Linked DNA regions of Homo sapiens: region 1 is linked to region 2. Evidence: chromatin loops called from intact Hi-C (ENCODE). Cell type or tissue: endothelial cell of umbilical vein. All regions are shown on one strand. Each heading gives the region's core, and the rest is flanking DNA. Links, peaks and the distances in the headings are about the cores only. Region 1 holds the start of LOC105372524 (a long non-coding RNA gene). Region 2 has its middle 75 kb from the start of MKKS.

The links. Hi-C counts contacts between places; a loop is a spot of excess contacts. Peaks named below come from ENCODE experiments on the same cell type or tissue, not always from the same donor. Only the 100,000 strongest peaks of a DNase experiment are listed, where the experiment ranks them.
Region 1: it touches region 2 in a loop (7-fold over the local background); 2 of 110 quality-filtered maps call a loop at or near these places.

Annotation. Positions count from the first base shown.
Region 1 is chr20:10,167,447-10,179,714 of GRCh38, reverse strand. All of the region lies in intron 2 of SNAP25-AS1 (SNAP25 antisense RNA 1), which reads left to right. LOC105372524 (a long non-coding RNA gene) reads right to left here and starts at 7,286. Exons shown (of 4, transcript NR_187933.1): 1 at 6,929-7,286. In endothelial cell of umbilical vein, for the core only: no CTCF peak of the experiment used is centred there; no DNase peak of the experiment used is centred there; H3K4me3 peaks cover 885 bases; H3K27me3 peaks cover 1,160 bases.
Region 2 is chr20:10,352,703-10,364,970 of GRCh38, reverse strand. No RefSeq gene overlaps it. Among named protein-coding and RNA genes, the nearest start is that of MKKS, 75 kb to the left of the region's middle. In endothelial cell of umbilical vein, for the core only: a CTCF peak has its summit at 6,784; DNase peaks (open chromatin) are centred at 5,220 and 7,450; H3K27ac peaks cover 1,577 bases.

The DNA.
Region 1 (12,268 bases), core at 2,764-10,763, 190 kb after region 2:
TCTTATTGCTTCTGTCCTTGCAATAGGGATTTCCCAGAGATGGTCTTCTTCTAGGGTTCATATCCAATCCCACTTAAGATTTTGATGTTGAAACAAAATATTTTATTTTTTTTCTGTGGAATACTTCATTTTACTTTTCTAATGTGAGAGTAACAGCTAACTGAATGCTATTATTTCCCAGCAGTCTTAAAAGGCAAATTGAAGGACTGAGGCCCAGGAGCTACCAAGCTGGAGGCTTCTTTGAATTATGCACTTAGGTGACCAGTATATTTCAGACAAGAACTCAAACAAGGTCTAGGCTGACAACTTTGCTCCTTCTCAAAGCAAAGATGGCCTATGAAACTAGTGAGAACAAAGACCAAAGAAGGAAGAAGGCCTGCCTTCTGGCACACAGGTGGCAAATGCTAATTTTTTTATGTCATTAACAACATTAATAATATTGGCAGATAACAAGCATCATAAAAATCTCATCAAAAATGATAAAAGCTGTGTTTGGCACCACAACGTCACTTGGAAACTGGCCTCTGTTTAATAGTAATTGTCTGAATCACTAAGAATATTTGCCTGTTCCAGGCTTATCACTGGGACTAGCTCTAACAACCGTCAGCATTTATTTATTTTTTCTTTCCTTCATGAGCTAAGTTTCCCTGCATTATTAGTACACAGAGGACTTCTGAGATGAAATGAAGCTTGGTTGATTTACTGCATCTCCTGCTGCCACAGCGTGTGCTGGAAATGAGACTTTGTGCCCAGGAATAGTGGAAAGGGGCACCTGTTCCATGTCCTGCTTCTGCCTCCCAGCCAAGGATCTCTGTGGATGCCTTCCAGACAGTTAATTTAACTGGTTTCCTTGGATGGGCCAACAGCACAAGCTCTGGGCTCTGGCAATTCCCAAGATAGGACCTATTTACCACATACCTTGTTTTGCTGACTGCAAAACTCTTGTTAGAACATGCTTATTTCTTCCCTAAACACTTAAATCATCTTTCTAGTTGAAGCCTGCATATCCTTTGTGGAAACACATGGATCCTACATCTAGTTTCTTTCAACTTGCTAAACTGCTCCTTGTAAGTTATCGAAGCTTTATCTTTCAACACAAGTGTGCAGAATGGAAATAGCAACCATAAAGCAGCCAATCAGTTAATAGGTATTGAGTGGGGGAATAATCTTTCTCTCTGCAGTAGAAACATACATAAAAAACGTTATGGGTTATATGTAAGTAAAAAGTAATGACCAAAAAATATGAGTCACAATGGAGTACAATATATGTATAAGCAATAATCGAGGAATACAAAATTAACAAAAGAGTCCAATCTTCAAGACAGTCCAAAGATCCCACTATTAGCCACTCTACCCCTTGCATGTTTAGATAAATAATGGGAAACTGCTGTGGAACTAATGGATGCCATTGCAAAAATCTGCTACTATAAGCAATTTTATAAGTTCCTTGAGGTTGAAGAAATTAAACAATATGCTTGATCTGGTCTTTGGATTACAGATCTTTCATTTCAGATCTAGACCCAGCCCAACTTATTGTTTGCTGGTACAACCCAAATATGATAGGACTCTCTTGTGGACCAGTTTTTGCCTGGACAAGATAACAGTGTAGTTTCTGGTACCTAGAAGATGAATGTAAATCTTTACTGTAAGTTTTCTCAAAGATGTAGTATAGGGGCTTCTCACAGTGAGTTGCTCAGAAAACATTCACAACATTCTCTCTAGGTATCTCTTCACAAAATTTTTCAGTGAGAACAACTGCTAAATTTTCTCTCTTTTTCCAAACCTTCCTTTCACCAGCATGTGGCTTCCCATTTCTTCATTCCCTACTCTGCAATATTTCTGCCCATCATGCTTATAATATGGGAACTCCCTCACCCCTTATGCTTTACAGTATTGTTCTTCTGTTCTTTACACTATTGTTCTTCTGAGAATCATCCTCCTTCCCACTCCAACTTTAAATGAAATTCCAGTAAATAAAATTCTTCACTATGGTTAAAGACAGAACTCCCCACTCCTTAAGTGTGGGCTACAATTAGCATCTTGATTCCAAAGAATACAGGATGGAAAGGGAGAAAGAAGCAACTTTACAGTGGAGAAGTTGGCAAACAGCACATTAGCCAGATGGTCGAGGTTAACGTCATTGGTCATAAGTCACGTTGATGATATGCACACTTGATATCATGTGTTTAAAATGCCATTTTGCCTCTGTGGTCTTTTCTCTGTGGGAAGACAATAACTCAAGTGTAACTATGAAAAGAAAAATTTAGAAAAATCCAATTGAAAGGCATTTCACCTGACTAGCTCTCCTCAAAACTTTTGTGGTTACCCCAAAAAAGGAGAGTTTGAAAAACTGCCACAGTCCAGAGGAGTTAGGAAGACATGACAAACCAATACAATGTGGTATCCCAATTAGGATGTTGAAACAGAAAAAATGTTATTCGGGAAAAATCAATGAAACCAGAATAAAGTATGGAGTTGAGGTTTTTTTTTTTTCATTAAGAAAAGGACAATTGATGTTTTGATTTGGACCAAGTATTTAGAGAAGGCACAAACTCTGGTTGTCCTTTCAGGGGACATAATGATTCTTAATTAAATTTGCTCCAGATAACTACCCAGTTTGCATGTGGTTTAGGCCTGCCAAAGTGTTACATTAAAAACCAACTAAGTTAGTGGCCGATAGTAATAAAAATAAAAAATAGATCAAACTTCACTTCTGTATCTGGAAGAAAAATAAGAGATTCAGTTCATAACTCAGTACAGTATTTTAAAACATTCTTTCTTCTCTCTAGTTTTCATGTGGCCTGTAGTTTTATTCATTCTACAAATCCCTTCCTTTCTATTCTGCACCCCAGCTTTTTTTGCTGCCCAATCTTATGTGGTTCTCCTGTCTCATTCTCTTACTTTTTTCTTCCTGATTCTTCTAAACTTTATCTTCCCATTATTCAGAGTCAACCACCACAAATCCTGGGACCTTACCCAGTAAAGACAGTGGGGAATACACAAAGTTGAGTGATCAAACAGAGCATTCTCATTCACAAGGAGAAGAGAAGGGGATGAGGGGAGGCTGAGAACCCTGTAAATTAATATGGATTGCCCCGTCACAAATACAAACAACTGGCTTTGATAGACGAACTAGCCTTCAGGGAACCATAACAACCACTGTGGGTGAAAAGTACATCCAGAGGAGGAATCATACAGTCTTGGTTGAAGTCCCAGTGACACCACTTAAATGGTAAACTCTATGTTCTGTACAGATAAGATCTATGTCTGCCCTGCTTTCTGTTGTGACTCCAGTGCCCATTCCTGGAAAAGAATTCCTATATATTTGATGGGCGAATTTGAGAAGAAGAGTATCAGTTTCTTCCATTGTTAGGTAGCACATTTAGGCAATTTCTGCCTAACCACTTCGCAGAGATCTTATGATAATGGACATGAGCTACATCGTATGGGAAATAACTTGGAAAAAGGAGATATAGTGGACAAAACATCAGTGTGGACAGAGTATCAGTGTGGAAGGCAGCATAATCCTATATAATTTATTTAATCAAATGGGGACTTGGGTAAGCTCGGTGTCTGTAGTTTCTCATCTGTTAAATGGGGAGGATTGGGCTAAATGATCTCTGAGCTCTTACTGGTGCTCTGCAATGTGACTTTGCAGCTCCTTCCATCAAGAAGCGGGGTTGTGGCCGGGCGTTGTGGCTCATGCCTCTAATCCCAGCACTTTGGGAGGCCGAGGCGGGTGGATTACCTGAGGTCAGCAGTTTGAGACCAGCCTGGCCAACAAGGTGAAACCCCACCACTACTAAAAATACAAAAATTAGCCGGGTGTGGTGGCACACACCTGTGGTTCCAGCTACCGAGGAGGCTGAGGCAGCAGAATCGCTTGAACCTTGGAGGTGGAGGTTGCAGTGAGCTGACATTGAGCCACTGCACTCCAGCCTGGGTGACAGAGCAAGACTCTGTCTCAAAAAAAAAAAAAAAAAATGGGGTTGTGACACACTTTGACAAATAGAATGTGGCAGGATGACAGTGAGCAAGTTCTGAGTCCGAATCTCAAGAGACCTTGTGCAATTTTGCTCTCACTCTTGGAACCCTGCCTCCCCCATGTGAATAAGCCCAGGCTAGGCTCTGAAGGGTTGACAGATACATTAGCTCATCACTCCCATTGCCCCAGCCAAGAGCCAGCCAAGTTCAGACACAGAGCCACTTAGCTGACCAGAAGCCAATTGCAGATCCCAGGTAAGCCCAGAAAAGCTATCCAAGTCTATACAAAGACAAGTCAAACACATCATTTTTTAAGTTACCAAATTTAGGGGTAGCTTGTTACATGGCAATTGTTCATGGAAAAACTTTCAAATCTAAAATGCAGCCAATCAATTACTTTGGCTTCACTTGCACTTTCAGACAGAGGGCACATTTTCCAGGGAATCTCCCGTGACCAAGAAGGGAATCTGAAACATCCAATGCATTGTCTTGATGGTCTGTTGTGTGCTTCTGTGTACTTCCTATACATCACTGCTATATTAGCTATTATAAAAGCTCTTACAGTTATGGTTAAAACCTATAAGAGCTACTATAAAAACCTATAAGAGCTATTATAAAAGCTCTTATAGTTACGGTTAAAAGAGGTTCCTATGGTTGGAACCTCTTTACTTCTTAAGCTCTTTCATATTTAGCAAAGGCTAAGCTACCAATAACTCTTGATACTAACTGAAAAAAACATGTAGTAGAACATTGCTGTCTTCAGTTTCCTCACCCTTCTCCACTGAAAGCCATTATCCTTGAAGATGGACAGCACCCACTTGTCTTTAGCTATCTGGAATCTTTGACCAGGAATGTTGAAGCTTGCTTGTTTGCTGTCATATTAGATTAGAACTCTATTCTCTGCATTTTAAAGCAACAGATTAACTCTGCTATGATGCGGCATATCATAGAAAACTCAGTTCAAAGTTTTCTTGGGTGAAAAGGGGGATTTAATATCTGTTACTGGAAGTATCTGGCTTCAGAAGTGGTATTAATTAGATTTCAGTCTTTTTCACTCTATGAATAATCTCTTTTCCTCTATGTTGCCTTAATTTACAAGCAGATTTTCTCCATGTGGTGGCAAAATGCCTGCTGGAAGCTCAAGGCTCCCATGTTTTCTCCTAAATAACTGCAGCAGAAACAGATCTTTCCCTTCCCAATAGTTTCAGCCAGTCTTGAGACTGATTTTCATTGGACCCCCTTGTATCACATCTTCTGCCTGAACCAATTACTTCTTTCAGGGGAATGGAAAAATGCAAAGGGGCCAAACTGGTAGCCTGCTATTCCCTGAAAAAAGTAAATGGGAGGTGATGATGGGGTTAGTGTAACTCAATCAAGTGGACCAAGAAAGAGTGGGGTTTCCAAAGGAACATCAGGTGCTATTAGTGGAAGGGAGAACAGATGCTGACCAGCAAACTAGCAGCTCCCACGAGAGCAGAGGTTTTCAGTCTTACTGTTGTTATAGTCACCTGGGGGAGCTTTTAGAAAACACCTCTAGAGGTATGGTCTGAGGTATGGCCTGGGCATCAGTGTTATTTTAAATTCTCCAAGTGCTTCTAGTGAATAGCCAAGCAAGAGAATTGCTGTGTTAGAGATATTAATAGGTCATTAAACCTTACCCTAAGGATACCTTGAAGTGCTATGGTTTTGTTAGTTTAGGTTTTATGTTAGTTTAAAGGAGTGCATCTCTCAGGTAGAGTTTCCAACTCTAGAGGAGGCCAAGAGTCAGTGTGGTGCAGTGATCTGGGAATAGATTGGGGTGGGTAGGTGGGAAGCTGTAATTGCCCCCAATCTGAAATACATTAGCAACCTCCTTCTGTGTACACAGCTGCCAGTCCTGATGGAAACTTCCGAAATTAAAATTTGAGAAATCTTTTTTTCCAGAAAGCCAAAGAATACACTCTGATGCCCCCAATTACAGAACGAGAAGTACAGAAGGTTAGGTACCTGGTCAGAGGCCACTTCCTCCAGGGTTAAATGTATAGACCCTTGGGAGTCCCTGGCATCATTCAGCCTGTTGAGCCCACCCCTGGCTCCCTGACATCGTATCAGTGTGGGGTGGAACAGCCATTGCTATCTCTGCTACTGCAGTGTTTTCTCTCAGCTGGTTGGAGGACTGGATTCTCCTCATCTCTCCAGTGAGGAAAAGTTCTGGCCAATCACAAGAAGCCAACTGGAGACTGCAAATATGGGGATGAGATGGCAAAATCTGTTTTTGGAGCTGCAGGAGACACACCTCTCCGTGTGCAGAGATGCCCCAGAAACTTGTCAGGCGGGCATTGGCAGCTGCTGAACGCCCAGGGTTGCGTGGGGGTTTCGGAGGCTGTCTGGGTCTCCACACTCGGAATTCCACGTCTTCCCTTACCGAGGTCGAGGCCCTGGGAAAACCACTCTGTGTTGCTTCTCTCGCAATTTTAACTTCCAAGAAACCGGAAGAAGAGAATGCCCAGGGAAAAGCAGTGGATGCAGGAGGCAAAGTAATGGATTGCAAATCCCAACCCCAAAACCTTGATTCCTGTCTGCGTTCCTGCCTCAACCTCAGTTTTCTCTTCTGTAGAATGGGATATTAGATAATGTTTGACAGTCCTCCAGGCTCTGTGGGTTCTGAAGCTATGATGAGGCGGCAGCAGCCACTAACCTGCTTTGCTTTGGGGGCAACTCGTGGTTTGCAGCCGATGGATTGTTTATGACCCTTCTCATTTTTAAGAGCAAAAGACACCTCCTTTCCTCCTTGTCATTTTCTTCCCTCCTGTCCACCATCACTGTCATGGCAGGAGCATGAACTTTGGGTTAATGTCTAAAGTGTGTGAAGGGCAGGCCAGCCAAGTCCCATCTCTACGGTTTTACTTCCTATATCACACAGGGAGCTGTTTTGCACTTCTGCAGTTATGAAAGCTCAAGTTACCTTCCATTTTTGTTCCTCTCCGGTCGTCTGTCTTCCTCCCCCTCTCCTCTCCAGTCCTGACCCCGCTTCCTTCGCTGCCGTTTACTGATCACCCGCGTTGTGATGACGCCAGGCATTGTGCCAAAGGCGAGGGCCCGAATTCATCAGGGGGTGGATTAGAAGGCTCTGTCCTAAGCGAGCCTATCTTCTAACAGAGCAGATGTAGAAATAAACAAACAGTGACAATGCAGCCACAGCACAGCGCCCCGAGGGCTCCCGCGGAAATGAGCACAGGCTGTTTGGAAAGCCCACGGGAGGCCCCTTGACCCAGGGGATGCCTTGCTGGCGCCCCTCGGCTCGGTGGCAGCGGTGGCAGATTGCAGGCGGCGCGGGGGTGGTGCTGTCACCAGCCCTGCCAGTGCCGCAGTGAGTCAGGAACCCCGCCTCCCAGCCTGCGCCCGCGAACAAATCACCGCCACCCAACTCACTGCGGCACCGGACAGATTCCCTCCCGTCTACACCCTCACCGCTGCCCCGTCCTCCCTCCTGGGTGCCCCCCCCGCCCCCCCGCGCCTTCTGCTCTTCCCTGGGCTCTGGCTCCCCGACCTTCCGCCCGGCCCGCTGCTTTAGCAGCCCGAGGGGTGGGGGTGGCCGGCCCAGCTCTAGGGAGGCAATCGCCCCGCTCCGGTGTTCCTTTGCATCAGGAAGCTTGCTGGGGAAAGGGGAGAAACAGAAACAGTGAAATGACTCAGGATTTTTGAAGGGCTGGGACACAGTAGCGCAGAGGCCTCACTTCAGAAGAGGTGGGAGGCAAGACGCTTTGCCAGTCTCTGTGCCTCAAACACAGGGCCCCTGCCCAAGCTCTGAGCTTGAATTTCTGCAGGAGAGTAGAAATGCAGATATAATTTATAGCTCTAAAAATAAACGGATGATTTTGGATGAATTCACACCAAGCAGGTGACCCAGAAAAAGGAAGTAAGCTCTCAGAACCTTGAGCGTCCACAAAATAATCTCTGCTGGACAGAGATCGAGTTCTCTCAGCCGGCTGCCTTTCCAGTTGACCTTTAGGGAAGAAAGGATGGAAATGAAAAGTAGTGACTAGAGTCATTTCAGTCTCAAACTACCCAAAGGTACGTCGCAGCAAAGCCACTCTGAGATGTATCCCGCTGGTTTGAGACCCCCTGGCTATGAGGGTCACAGGTTCTGCAGGAGTTCCTGCTGTAGCTAGGATTGACTTTGTACCTCCCGGGTCACTAGCCATGGGCTAATGGCGAGGAATGGTGCTGCCTTGGCCTCTGGGATCAAAGACTTAGCTCAGGCCCCGATGGGCTTCAACCAAGATGGGCAGTAATTTGTTCAGTAAAACATATGACTCGGAATCTCAGCTCTTAGAGTGGCAGTGGGAAGCTTCTCGTTTCTCTGGTCCATACCAGTTTGCTATCAGATGAGGAAATGGCTGCCCGTCCTTCATACAGCAGCCAAGGTCACATTCAGGGAACCTAAGTCAGTTCATACCCTCATCTGCTCAGATTCCCCCACTGCCTTCCCATCCAAAGTCATTACCAAAGCTAAAAGACCCTCCAGGATTGGGCCCCTGTTATCGCTCACCTCCTTGCCTTCCATTCTCCCGGCTGTTCCCTCTGCTCCAGAAGTACTGGCCTTCTCCCTGTTCCTTGAAGATGCCAGGTGCACCCCAACTTCATGGCCTTCCTGCTGTCCCCTCCACCTGGAACTCTATTCCCTCAGATATTTATTTTATTTCACTGCTCAAAAGACCATCCTATCCAAAACAGCATCTTTTTCACAGCACTTTTGTTCTCTATTGCTTTCATGTCCTTATTATATATTTATGTATTGGTTTATCATATATCTTCCCTAGAAGGTAAGTTCCCTTAGAGCAAGGACTTTGTCTTGTGGACTGTTCTATTCCCAGTGTCTGACACGTTGTAGGTGTCAGACCTGTAAAAAGAACGAGGTTGGAATAGGCCCCATAATTTGCTTAACTTCATGCAGTCGGTTAGTGGCACAGCCAGGAACCAAACCCTCATTTCCTCCTCCTGGTCTAGAACTTTTCAAGAATCTCACCATCAAGCTGGTTATATGGAAATGATTTTGAAATGGAATCAGATTGGACAATGACCACTGGACAAGCTGGACACCTTTTGAGCGAGATGCACTTTTTAGGGTCTTCTAATCTCTCTAAAAGCTCAAATGCTCCTTGCTTTGGAATGTGAATATCTATAAAATTGATAAGTTCCAATAGATGTTGAGAGGTTCACAAGGCAGTACCAACCTCTGGTCTTTCTTGATATTTCTTCTTTAGTCACCTTTGAAGGCTTGGCTGGATGCCAAATTTTATGGAGTTGAGGGCCTTTGTAATGCAGCTCATCCTACCCATTAAGGCCAAAGCTATTTTTGGAAGAGTGAGTCCTGCCAACTGAACCCAAAATTATAAAATCATAAAATCTGTATCAATATGTTGGAGTGTGGCTGGTGATCATCTGGGCAAAGACGAGCATTCTAAGAGGTTCAGTCCTCTTGAGGCTGTTTTTTGAGCTAAGAAAAGTTCCTTTCCTTAGCAATGATTTACTTTCTCTTCTAAGGTTGTGTATTATAAAGAAAGTCCAAGAATTTCAGCAGTGCTAGTACTTTTTAAAATAGCATGATGCAAAGAAATAATTCCCAGAGTTAGAGACAGGAAAACTGGGTTTGTGTCTTGGTTTCTCTATATACCAACTCTGTGACCTCCTTTGTACTCTGAGTCCCCATTTGAACAGTTAGGGTCATCCTATCCAACTGAGAACACCATTGTGAGGGTCAGATGAGTTAGTGTGGAATAAAGTGCCTTGTAAGCACTATAGGATTGGATACTACAGTGCCCAGCATGATGCTATTAGAAAGAATATATATATTCTTATAATTGAGAACCAAAGTCCACCTTTCTGAGGCTACACTCAGGGTGGGGGATATGTACAAAACAAAGCCCACTGGGGTATAATAAAAAAAGTTGAGAGCCAAAATGGAAAACCTGCAGGTGTCAAGAATCAAATATGAAAGAAGCACTGTGCCAATGACTAGGGAGGAAATGTGATCAATGAACACTTTGGGAGAGTTGCGATGGCTGAATCACAGGGCTGGAACTTTGAGAGTTGGAGAGGCCAGAGAAATGGATCTGACAAAACTGAGATGAAAACACAAAGCGGAAGGAATGGAAAGATGGGTAAGGCAGGACTAGTTCCTATTTTCCTCCCTTCTTTAATTTAGTAAATACTGTTGAAGTGCTTACCATCCAAGTGTTAGGCACTGTCTTCTTTCCATCATCTTCAGGAAATTGTCCCTAGATACCTGATGAATAGTCAAGTCCTTCTTTGTGTAAGTGGGTTGATACTGGTACACTCTTCTCCCCTCACCCCAGCTTGGAGCAGTTTCTTAAAGAACTAAGCAACTTAAACCTCTGAAACACCTAGAAAAGCATGTAATTTTCTATAGATGGAAACCTGCCACGATTTCTAGGAATGCAGGAGAATTGGGTTTTCTGGGGCTTTGGAAATTAATAATCAAGCAAATCTGAAATGGTAAAATAAGACCAAACAAAACACTTAATCTTACCCTTTTATTATCAATTTATCCAACACCTATCTATATTTTCTACTAGCTGCCTGCCTCTGTATTGCCTGTGTTTATCGATAAACTATAAGGCGATGAGCATCCTGTCTTCACAGCACATCAAGCACCAGGTCACTATGTAAAGAAGCACATAAGAAATGTCGTCTAATGGCAATGTGTTTTCTCTAACTTGTTAACCACAAAATAATCTTTAAATGTTTGAAGTTTTCAACCATTTATTAAATATTGATCTGGCACCCCGATATTCTATTTTGTGGGTATAACTTCACCTACCTTATTTTTACTACCATCTCACTTCCTAATAATAGCTTTTTGTAAATTAATGACTATGTAGATCTTGATATTGAGACTGCTGATAATTTAGGACATCAAAAGAGGTGGTGATTTGCTGCCTGGAAAGAAACAGACAGTAATAATAACAAGGGGCAGAGTCCATTTGCATTGAAGTGGAAGTAGGAAGATGAAAGAAATATAGCAAGTGTATTAGTCAGCTATTGCTGTAAAACAAGTCAGCCCCAAACTCAATAGCTTCAAATAACAATATATGTTCTTTCTTGCTCATGTGTCAGCAGTTGGCTGCATGCTGGATGATCTAGGCTCGGCTCAGATGTGCTTGTCTCAAAGCAGTGAGTTAAGTTTAGATCTATGCACATGTTTCTCATTTCCCTTGGTTCAGTGAGCTACTGTGGGCAGATAATAGGAGCACAAGAGGACAAGCACAACCAAGTAAGTCAATTTCTAGTCTTTGCTTGCATCACACTTGCTAACATTTCATTGGATGAAGCAGATCACCTTTCCATTGCCTATCATTAATGGAGCAGGAGAGTGTATTCTGTCTCTAGTGTGAAGGATTGCAAAAGGTCCCATGGATACAGGAAGGAGTTAAGGACTTGCATCAATAATGGATAAATAAGAATCCAGTTTCTCTATTTGGAATGTTCCCAGATTGTGGAAATATATCCTATTCTACCCTTTGATGTTCTAACTCATTGGAATCTGTTAATCCATGGATTAGGCTTTTCAAGTAGCAGTTGGACTTCTCCAGTGATGGCCCGTTTGGCTGTAGGTTCATTGGTGAATGCCAAATCAGATGCATTACTGGACAGAATCAGAGTCTTAGCTTCAAGTCCCAGTGGCACATTTACCATTGGTGCATTCTTGAGTGGTTGTTTAACCTCTCCAAGACTTCATTTTCTTCTCTGTAAAAATGGGGGTAACAATTCATGTTCTATTTTTTCACATGGGATTGTTAAAATTTTCTGTAAACTGGAAATAAGTATACCTGTAATGTAGTATTATTACGGAGCAAAGAGCTTAAAGTCTTCTGAAGGGTACTATTTGTACTGGAAGCTTGTGGAAGCTGATCTTCTTGACTGATTCTACTGATTCAATGACTTGCATTATTCTTATGCCTCTTAGGCTTGTTCTTGGGGCAGCCAAATTAAAGCATAAGGAATTTGAGTTGGGGGTGTGATAGAGTGGAATTTTCAATAAAGGGACATAGAGAAAGGTGGTAAAGCCAAGGAAAAATCCAGCCCACTCCTTGCTCTTCTGAATACTAATTCTGCCATCCATGGACGTCCTAGGGTCTTAGAGCATGGAAGCTTGAAGTTAACATCCTTTGCCGCAGTTTTGAATTATTTCTTCCTGGTTCTTCTCGAGTGGTTTCTCTAGAGGTTGGAGCATGCTATGGAGGCCAATACCAACAAACATGGAGTAATGCACAGCTTTCAA
Region 2 (12,268 bases), core at 2,163-10,162:
CATACTCTGTAACCAGTGCAACAGACCAAGTAATAGAACATAACCAGCTCTGCAGAAGCCCTTCCGAGTCCCTACCCCAAAGGTGGCCCCATCTGAACAGAACATAGGTTAATTTTGTTTGTTTTTAATTTCATTCTTTTGTTTTGCTTCTTATGCCTAACATATTCATGAGATTCAGCCACATTATTGTGATACATTGTAGTTCAACAGTTTGTATTGGTGTGTAATACTTTATTGTATGATATGCCACTTAACCATTCTCTAATGAGTGGTCATTTGGCTTGTGGCCAGTCTGGGCTATCATGACTAGTACTGTTTAAGCATTTCTGTACCTGTCCCTTGGTGAACATGCATATGCATTCCTGTTGGATACCTAGGAGTAGGATTCCATAGGTGGGTCACTGGGCATGTGCATGTTCAGCTTTAGTAGATATTAGGTTGGTGCAAAAGTAATTGTGGTTTTGGGCCGTGGATTTTAAATCATTATAACTAGCCTCAAACACATCTTTATTAATCAAAATAGGAACCATTATAACCAACACATTTTTGCCAATGAGAAATAAGTTTCTTTTATTCCTGTAGCATAAAAATCCATGCTTCGGGATTTGACAAACTCTTGGAAAGCATGTTCTGCATCCTGCTGGTAGTGGAAGCATTTTCCCTGCAAAAAGTTGTCAAGATGCTGGAAGAAGTGGTAGCTGGTTGGCGAGAGGTCAGGTGAATATAGTGGATGAGGGAAAACTTTGTAGCCCAGTTTGTTAAACTTTTGATGCATTTGTTGTGAGACCTGCAGTTGGGCATTGCCCTGGAGAAGAATTGGGCCCTTTCTGTTGACCATTGCTGGCTGCAGGCACTGCAGTTTTTGGTGCATCTCATCAATTTGCTGAGCATACTTCTCAGATGTAATGGTTTCGCCGGGATTCAGAAAGCTGTAGTGGATCAGACCGGCAGCAGACCACCAAACAGTGACCATGGCCTTTTTTTTGGTGCAAGTTTGGTTTTGGGAAGTGCTTTGGAGCTTCTTCTTGGTCCAACCACTGAGCTGGTCGTCACTGGTTGTCGTATGCAATTCACTACTCATCGCACATCACAATCTGATTGAGAAATTCATTGTTGTTGCATAGAATAAAACAACAGTTCAAAATGATGATTTTTTAAATTTTTGGTCAGCTCATGAGGCATCCACTTATTGAGCTTTTTCACCTTTCTAATTTGTTTCAAATGCCCTAGAAAGGTCGATGTTGAGTTATTTGCCAACTTCCCGTGTAATTGTAAGAGGATCAGCTTTGAAGATTGCTCTCAATTGGTTGTTGTAAATTTCCGATGGTCAGCCACTATGCTCCTCATCTTCAAGGCTCTCATCTCCTTTGCAAAGCTTTTTGAACCACCACTGTACTGTACGTTCGTTAGCAGTTCCTGGGCCAAACGCGTTGCTGATGTTGCGAGTTGTCTCTGCTGCTTTATGACCCACCCATTTTGAACTCAAATAAGAAAATCCCTTGAATTTGCTTTTTGTCTAACATCATTTCCATAGTCTAAAATAAACATAAACTAAACAGCAAGTAATAAGTCATTAGCAAAAAAGTATAAAGAGAGAAATGCCCATTAAAATGATGTATAATATAACCACATTTATTTAAGAATGTATTCCAATATCAAATGGCAAATTCCCATAATGCAAAAACCGCAATTACTTTCGTACCAACCTAGTACTACCAAAGAGTTTTCCAAAGTGGTTGTACCAATTTATACTCCCACCAGCAGTGCATGTGAATTCCACAGGGCTTTTTAAAACACATCTCCATGCACAGTCATGTAATTTTTCAGTTTAGATATTTGAAGTTGTCCCTCTGTCTTATATCCATAGAGATCCTCTCAGTTGAACTATGAGCCTCTCTTTACCTTTTAAGTCATCCCACTTTGAAAGTAAGCTCTGAGTTTCAGAAGAGAAATGCCTGGCTCACTGTTCTGTGAGTTTCACAGCACTCGATAGCCTTTCTTGTTCCTCCTTGACCAATCTTCTTTTGTAACACCAGGTGTATTGATTTGATCATTTCTGAACTTTCAGAGAGCAGTTTAAGGGGCTCACAATTTAATGAGTAATGTTCAGACTAAAAGTTAATTAGTGAGGCATTGAAGAGTTAGCTGAGAAAGTATACTCAATTCTAGCAGAGTGTAACACTGAGCAGAACTTGAGACAGCAAAATCAGGGTGACTTTCACATGCAGTTTGTATGTCTCATTACTTTGTAATCACATGTATGGCCACACATAAGGCAAAGACACAGGGTGTATGTACCTTACAGAAGGCTTTATTGGCCTCATTTTATGCACAGGTGTATAATCTAATACCAATAACACCTATTGATTAACCACTGGCTGTGTGCTAGGCAGTGTGATTGAGGCTTTAGATTCTTGCTATTCAAAGTGTGGTCTGGACATTAGCAGCATAGCCATCAACTGGGAGCTTGCTAGAAATGCATAGCCTCACGCCTCACCCCAGACAGGTGGACTCAGAAACTTCAGTTTAACCAGATGCCAATGGGGTTCTGAAACACATTAAAGTTTGACAAGTGCCGTTTTAGACACATTATCAAAATTAATCCTCATTATGACCATGTAAGGATGGGAGAGCAATATCCTCACTTTAGAGATGAGGAAACAGGGACATAGAAAGTTCTGCAAAGAGCAAATTCAGAGAAAGACTGACAGCAGAGCACAGACTTGTAATCATTATTCCATGAGACCTCCAAATTATTCTATAAGCATTTAATTTATGTATAAATTTTAGGAGCTTACCTTGGTATAAATAAATGCTGACTAACATTGGAAGTCTGGCCTTTTCAGTATTGACTTTTGGTAATTCTGATATGTTGCTGCTGATCAGACAAGGTTGATTAGACAAGATTGAATGTGACAATAGAGAACTAGTTTTGTTCCCAGGTAAGGTGGGCAATTTGGTGTAGATGGATAAGCAGATGAGTAAATGAGTTGACATTGTTGAACTTGACCTGAGCCCTGTGCTCCCATAAAACAGCACAGTTAAGAAATCCTCACAACATTTTGTCATCCAAAATCCCCCCCAACTCTTTTTTGTTCCAGGAAAAGGTTTATGGCAAAGAGCCATCCTCCCTCATAGAGTTAGGTCAGATTGGCTGTCCACTTTCTGATGACTCCTATCACACTTGCATGGAGGCCTCCCTTGTTCACCTGTGACAAGGCCAAATATAGACCTTTCTTCTTTGGCTTGAACCTGCTCAAAGGCCAGAGACAGACCCTCCACCTCTCTTTTGTTTGTCTCATGAATGATTATCTGAGATTAGAACTACCTGTACCCTTGAATATAGCTAGACATAGAGATAAACATTTTCTTTTCGGCTAACAGAGAATTTTCCTAATTGCAAAATAACCTAACTGTAAATCACCCCATTTATAACGTGTCTACACCTCCCTATGAAAGTGTAAGGCAGGCCGGGCATGGTGGCTCACACCTGTAATCCCAGCACTTTGGGAGGCCGAGGCAGGATGATCATGAGGTCAGGAGATTGAGGCCATCCTGGCTAACGCAGTGAAATCCTGTCTCTACTAAAAATATAAAAAACTAGCTGGGCTTGGTGGCACGCGCCTGTAGTCCTAGCTACGCAGGAGGCTGAGGCAGGAGAATCGCTTGAACTTGGGAGGCGGAGGTTGCAGTAAGCTGAGATCATGCCACTGCCAGCCTGGGCAACAGAGTGAGACTCTGTCTGAAAAAAAAAAATGTGTAAGGCAAACTACCTTGCCAAGACACTGTGGGGTTTTCTCCTAGTTTTGATAGTCTGAATAACATCAATTTCCTTACTTGTTGGTTTTTATCTTTAACAGGGCTCATGGTCTTAGTGACTCAGGGTTGGTGGTCAACTTGGCAAAGATGAATCTTGCCTTATTACCTCTGAGTTTGTAACATCAAAGATAAGAAATGATTGTTCCTTTCAAACTGCAAGAATTATCTTCTCCCCCAATTACTGTCATCTTCCCCCAGGTCTGATAACTTTAATAAACTACCATCTTCTTAAAGGCTCTCTGGAGCACAGGACTTCACCTGGGCTCCGGCATCAACCAGTATTAAGTTTATCCTTAGCAGGTTCAGTGGCCTCTGAGTTTCCTGCTAAGGTGCTGAAAATGTTTGAAAACTGTGAGAATATTTAAAGCAGAAATCCCCTAAATGTGTAAGTGTGTAATGAGGTTGCAGAATTGATCTGACAAGCATCGGAAGGCTTTGCACTAAGATATATAATGCATATACTCTTTCAACATTTGCATTTCATTTAATAACATCATTTTGTTCCTCTAGAAGTCTGCTTATCCTTTGAATATAAAAGGTGTTAGGAAGAAATGTGTATTTATTCCATTTTATTTGTCACAAAGGAAGAAATCAAGCTCTTTCCTATGCTTTACTAAAATACATGCTTTCTCCAAAACAGAATTTTAGAAGCAGCAGGGAAAGGAGGTTTGCATTTGTTCTGTCTTCCATTTTTGCCATTAGAAGCAATTCTGAGATCTATATAAAAATCCATTTAAGGAGCCTTCTTTGCATTGCATTTGTGTTGTGGGTCAGATATTAAATGATTAGGAAATAGAGAATAAATAAACAAATAAATAGAGAAGTCCTGATTAACCAAATGGTTTTTGGCTTGAGTTTTTAAATCCTGACACTTGAATGTGTTATTCAGTGTTCTTTTCCTATTAAGTGTGAGTGTATTTAATGAATTCAGATTAGAAACTATTTTTAGGTTCTGTTAAAATCAGGTCTAAGACATCAGCAGGAAGTGAAATATCAAGATCTATTAATTACTGTTTCTGTAAAACTCTATAAAGCTATTATTAGAATTATTATATCCAAAGTTGTCAATATATAAATGTTTATGACTGTAGACCTTCTTATTTGGCATAGAGTCTATGCAGAAAGATCATCTACTTGTCAGTCACTTTCACTGCCCACCTCCAACCTGCTGTCATTAAAATCTCAAGCCTTACTTTCATATCTGTGTTTTCTAGTCTATCTCTAGGGAATAATTAGACAGAACCAACAGCACTGAAGATAACCAAAGGGTTGTAATGGATTTCAGAAGTAGTGAGAAATAACAACAAGCAAAGACCTTTCAGCACAATAGCGACACTGTGGCTGGATTTTGAACCTAAGCCAACTGAATTATTTTTGTAGTATGAGTATACAGTTAGGTTATGGCAAAGTTATCTTAGCCTTTTTACAAAATAACCTCTACTATGAATCAATGCATAAGATCTCAAGACTGTTGTTTATTATTTTTTCGAGGTTATTTATAGACTGAGTTAATCCAAGGTCCAAATAGCAGCACCTTCCGTTGAATGCAAATAATTCCATTTGTATTTTCGTTTTTAAAAGTTGGATGAGCTCATGGTCTACTCATGATAACAAATCCACCAAGCAAGTGTTTGATTTAATTGAACATTTCTGTTTTATAAACTTAAAGCAATTTATATTGTACTAAATGTTATTTTTTAATAAAATAAAATTTATGGTGACATTTAAAAACAATCAAAAAAGTATAAAGAATAGCACAGGGGTAATATAACATGTACCCACTACCCAGCTTCAGAAGTAGAATTTAACCTTTACATTTGAAACTCTTGTATTCTCTCCCCCAGTTACAACTCCCTCCCTTTGGAGAAACCACTGTCTTATTTATTTATTTATTTATTTATTCTTTTTTTAAATTGTACTTTAAGTTCTGGGATACATGTACAGAACGTGCAGGTTTGTTACATAGGTATACACGTGCCATGGTGGTTTGCTACACCCATCAACCCGTCATCTACATTAGGTATTTCTCCTAATACTATCCCTCCCCTACCCCCCACCCCCTGACAGGCCCTAGTGTGTGATGTTCCCCTCCCTGTGTCCATATGTTCTCATTGTTCAACTCCCATTTATGAGTGAGAACATGCGGTTGTTTGGTTTTCTGTTCCTGTGTTAGTTTGCTGAGAATGATTGTTTCCAGCTTCATCCATGTCCCTGCAAAGGGCATGAACTCATCTTTTTTTATGACTGTATAGTATTCCATGGTGTCTATGTGCTACATTTTCTTTATCCAGTCTATCATTCATGGGCATTTTGGTTGGGAACCACTATCTTAAATTTGGTGATTGATATTACCCTGCAATTATCTTCAAACATGACTGTATCCCTAAGAAATTATGCAGAATTTTATGCATCTTTTAAAACTTTACCTAAAAGGTAATATATTGTATGAAATTTTCTTCAACTTGCTGTATTTTGTCAACATATATTTGTGAGATTTATTTCTGTTGATGCATATAACTGTGGGTCATTTTTTTTAACTACTGTATAGTATTCTAGTATTCCTTTTTTTTTTTTTTTTTGAGACAGTCTTCCTCTGCCACCCAGGTTGGAGTGCAATGATACAATCACAGCTCACTGCTGCCTCTATCTCCCAGGCTCAAGGGATCCTCCCACTGTAGACACCCAAGTAGCTGGGACCACAGGTGCATGCCACCAAACCCAGCTAATTTTTTTTTTTATTATTTTTTGTAGAAATGGGGACTCACTATGTTACCCAGGCTGATCTCTAACTCTTGGGCTCAAGTGATCCTCCCATCTTGGCCTCCCAAACTGTTGAGACTACAGGTATGAGCCAATGAGCCCAGCCTGTACAGTATCCCATTTTATAACTATGCCATAACTTATCCATTTAAGATATTGCTTATTTTACAAAGTTGTTTTAATTTATATGTAATTTACCCATAGTGGCCTATAGGGGTCCCTATTGTTTCATAGCCTTGCCACCATGTGCTATGGTCAGAGTTTTCTTTTTTGCAAATTGTAAGAATATGCTAATTATTAATTTAAGTCAACATTTTATTAATATGTAAACAAATTTTAAACAACCAAATATAAAATTTGGAGCTAAATTACCATTCATAGGTATATTAATTAGAGCAGAGATAAGCAAATTTTTTCCTAAAAGGCCACATGGTACACACTGTAGGCTTTGTGTGCCATGAGATCTCTGCTGCAACTACTCAACCCTGTCACTGTAGTGCAAAAGCAGCCATAGAAAATACACAGACAAACAGGCATGGTAGTGTTGCCATAAAACTTTATTTACAATATCAGAAGGCCTATATTCAAGCTATATTTGACAACACTGAGTTAGAGTAAGTGTATCAGAGTTCTTCAGAGAGACAGAGTCAAGAAGATATATATATGTTGTTGAAGGACAAGAGAGGAAGAGTGTATCCTAGCTCCAGCAGATAGGTTGATACATTCACCTTTTTTCTGCTTTTGTTCTCTGGGGCGTCCCCCAGCAGATTGGATGATGCCAGACCACTTTCCCCACCTAGTTCATCCAGACTCACATGCTAATCTCTTCTGGAAACATCCTCACAGATGCATCCTGAAACAATGCTGATATGGTTTGGCTAGGTGCCCACCCAAATCTCATCTCAAATTGTAATCCAAATTGTAAACCTCACATGTCGAGGGAGGGACCTGGTGGGAGATGACTGGATCATGGGGGTGGTTTTCCCCATGTTGTTCTCGTGGTAGTGAGTGAGTTCTCACGAGATCTGGTTGTTTGATAAATTTCTGGTACTTCCCCCTTCTTCCCTCTCTCCTGCCACCATGTAAGACGTGCCTGCTTCCCCTTCGCCTTTCGCCATGATTGTAACTTTCCCGAGGCCTTCCCAGCCATGCAGAACTGTGAGTCATTTAAACCTCCTTTCTTAATAAATTACCCAGTCTAAGATAGTATCTTTATAGCAGTGTGAGAATGAACTAATACAAATGCCTTACCAGGTTTCTAGGTATTCTTTAATCCAGGCAAATTGACACCTAAAATTAACCATCACAGTAAGTAACACTAAATGCTGTAATAAATCGTCTCCAAATTTCAGTGGATTAACACAATAAAGATTTATTTCTTATTTAAGCAAAATCCAAGGTAGAATTTTCTGGTTATTTGGCCCCCTGGGAGTTTCTCCTTCAAGCAGCGACTCAGGCTTCTGTGCTTCCTTCATGTTATGCTCTGTAATGTGTGGCCTCTGTGGTTGCCACAGAAGGGGAAAAGAGATGGTGCATCTGGTCATGTGTCCAGTCAGCAGCACCTCTATATATACTCCATTGGTCATACTCCAGTCAAATGGCTCCAACTGAAGGTCAAGGGAGGCTGGAAAGTGGAGCTGTCACATGTGCCAGGAAAAGAAACAAGAGTAATGAGCATGGAGCCAGTCTGCCACAATATGAGTTAAATATATTAGTATTTCATGAGATTCCACAAAAAGCATCATGATTTCCAGACTTGCTGCCTGAAGAATTTGAAAACCATTAAGGTACGTTCTTCTTTAAAACACTAACACTCCTGTTGGACTCTAGAAATGCTGATCTAGGCCAGGCACCAGTGGCTCACGCCTATAATCCCAGCACTTTGGGAGGCTGAGGCAGAAGGATCACTTGAGCCTAGGAGTTTGAGCACAGCCTGGGCAACATAGTGAGACCTCATCTCTAAAAAACAAAAGTAAATAAATGCTGGTCCAACATTTTCAACTATTAAAAGCCTGAAACAAATTAGTTGACTAAGTGCCACGGATATAAATTAGTATTTTCATTCAATGAATTTCTTCATTCTTGTCTACATTCCCATTCAAGAACAGAATTTCTGGAGTAAAATTGAGACAAATACTTTTTCCTCCACTGTAGACTTCTTGGCTAGGCTTCATACATTTCTTTTTAACTCTTCAACCCAAGGGTCACACATGCTATGGAAATTACAGCAAATACTAATTGATTTTATTCCAAGTTCCTGAGGCTTCTTAGGCACTTATATTATTCTAAAAGAAATGCCCAGGATGGTCATGTGGCACTCTAGGGATGATGTGTACTTTGGGGTTAGGATAATCAGAGTACATTATTTTTCACCAAAACCAATTTGTTCAAGTTATTTGCTTTCCAAACTTCTATCTACAGTCCATTGCTTCTATGGTTCTATTTTATATTGATCACTCTTTTATACAGTGGAAGCATAAAAGACTATATAAACTACACATAGGTTCTATAAACCTTTGTGTTTCTGCTTTACAATGAAATGGCTATCACTAACTTGCAATCCAAAGGCCTTTCCAACAAACATTCAATAGTTCCTTTTTAGTGTTGTGAAATAAATGTAAATGAGTCAATTGGAAATTGGATGGAAATAAAAGAGGATCAAATATCTAGAATGACTAGTATATTATTATTAAGATATAGGCTTTTTCTCTTTTTTCCCTAATAACCACTCCTGTGATTTATTATGAGATGTTGCTGATTATGGTGCTGGTGGTCAGGAGATGATGACTCTGTGGATATTGCGATGTTGTGTTATATATAGTTTTAGCAATATCTCAAGGAGGTATTATTATCTTCATTTTGTTGAAAATGCAACTAAGGTGTAGTGTCCCATCTATCACCACATGCCTAGTAAGCAGTAGAGATGAGACTCAAATGCAAGTTTTCCATTAGAGTTGTTAGTAACACTGTCATCTGTACCAGGGCTGCCTCCGTTAGAATGGCACCCAACTATAGAACACTATGTTTACAATTTATGGCCAAGAAACCCTGTGTTGGCTTTATTTTTTCCTTCACAGATTCCCAGAATGTTATAAAATTCAATTCTTCACATAGCAGTTTGATACTTTGTATCCCTCCCCATGGAATCTGCCCACAAAAATTGTTATTGTTGATTCAGGCTTTCCATTGTCTGGGAAGAAGAGTTGTGCTTTATTAAATTAGAAATGAGAAAAGAACTATTGATCAAACAAAGCAAAATGAAACATTACTTGAAGGAGTGAAAAAAGTGTTGAGCTTTCTGAGAAATGAATTAAACCTCTTTGTTCAAGTCCTAAACACACCATATACAGGAAAAAAGCCTTAGCAAGCGTCATAGAAAATATTTATGGGACTTGGTGCAGTAGCTCATGCCGTAATCTCAGCACTTTGGTAGGCCAAAGTGGGAGGATTGCTTGAATCTAAGCTGGTTTGAAACCAGCCCAGTGAGACCTTGTCTCTATAAAATGAATTAAAAAAAAAAAAATAGTTGGGTGTGGTGGCATGAGCCTGCAGTCCCACCTACTCTGAAGGCTAAGTTGGGAGGATCGCTTGAGCCCAGAAAGTCAAGGCTTCAGTGAGCCAAGATGGCCGTCACTGCACCCCAGCCTGGGTGACAGAGCAAGACCTTGTCTCAAAAATAGTAAAAAACAAACCTCAAAAGAAAATGTTTAAACCCTTTAAAAAAGAGAGAAGAAAATATTCATCAACTAGATAGAAAAAATGTTAATTTATGAAATGCTCATATCATTGTGTTTTGCATCAAAGCACCTATATGCTTTGATTTTAAAAAGAGATATCACTATTAAAACTGTTTAATCTTTCTGGAGCTCAGTTTTCTCATCTGTAAAATAGGAACAATAAAGTCTATTCTTCTTATCTCTTGGTGTTGTAAAGGCTAAATGAAATGATTAGCCATTCCTATTGACTTTTGTGCTTTTCCCACTGCTCTCTATGGGTGCACTGGCTGTTGGAGTGGCTATAATCCTAAGGAGAGAAGAATAAGCCTGCCATTTCCCAGCTTCCTTCAGGTAGCAATACCAATAGAATATGCACTGCTGGCTGGGCACAGTGGCTCATGCCTGTAATCCCAGCACTTTAGGAGGCCGAGGAAGGCAGATCACGAGGTCAGGAATTCAAGACCAGCCTAGCCAATATGGTGAAACCCCATCTCTCCTAAAAATACAAAAATTAGCCGGGCATGGTGGCGAGTGCCTGTAGTCCCAGCTACTCAGGAGGCTGAGGCAGGAGAATCACTTGAACCCAGGAGGTGGAAGTTGCAGTGAGCCAAGATCATGCCACTGCACTTCAGCCTGGTTGACAGAGTGAGACTCCATCTCAAAAAAAAAAAAAAAAAAAAGGAATATGCACTACCATGTAGATATGCTACACTTGATTTATTATAGACTGACTTTGACCAAGGTCAGGGAGAGAAATCCACTCGGGCCCATAAACTCTCAAACAAACATTTAATTAAGTTCAATTTAACTCTATTATAAATAACTTTAGAATGTTTTCTCTCTACGTTATCTTTTGTAACCTCAATCCCAAGGTGGAACTAGAAAGACAACCACTAGCTCCACATGTAATTACTATTTACTTCCTTTGGATGTGTTTTTTCCCATTATCAGATGGGGAAGTTCAGGTCTTAACCAAGGAAGCCTAAGTGGGCTTGTGTTCAGGCTCTGTGGGACTCCCTACCCCACTGGGTCACATTCCAGCTGTGTTCTTGGCTCAGTTCACTTTTGTGGTTTCAAGAATGTAAATAATTTGCACTTTTACCCTCTTCTTTTTATCTATTTCTGCACAAGGTATTGGTGACCTGAATATATTTCCTTGAATTCATCGACTTCAAATATTCCATTTCTGTAACTGACCTCAATATGTTTTCCTCCTTTGAAACAATAAACTCGCTAACAGATCAACACAGTCTACTCATAGTGAAAAGATCATGAATAAACATGAGATTCTTTGGAATTTGGATATTGCTATTACTAGCTTTGTGTTGCTCGTTTTAAACCCAAAACACTAGTAAGGGTGAACTAATCGTCCCAGGACCACACGTTGTCTTTCCTGTCTTTAAATTTTTGCTCCCGTACTTCTGCTTCTTTCAATGTCCTCTTGCTGTCCTGACAAAGGTTTCAATCCAATCAACCTTGGTACTGAAACTTCCTGTAAACACTTTCTTAATTTCCCAAACCTGGAGTCATTATTCATTGGCATTTACTGTTTATAGAATTCATTTATTAATGTACTCAAGAGCTGCCTTGCAATAGTGCTTCACTTACTCTTTTACCCCTTATTTATCCTTCATTCTGCTTAGTGCCATGTTAATGTCATTTCTCCCTGCCTAGAATTTTAACTCCTCAAGTACAAGAACTGTTTATTGTACTTGTAGGTAATCCAACCTTCCTCAGTTCAATGCCTTAATTTAGACACCCTGAAAAAATAATTGTTTTTATTTTTTGTTTTAAGCATTGGTAGAATATAGTTGCTTCCCACATTTTGTCAAAGGAAGTTAACTTGAGCTGGTACTGCTTTAACTTATTTCTGAGATAGAATAGGAATGGGATGCAGCTCCTCCTTCACATATTTTTTTTTCTTTTTCTCTAGTTCCACTGATCACAAAACCCACACCACTCGCTGGTGATAT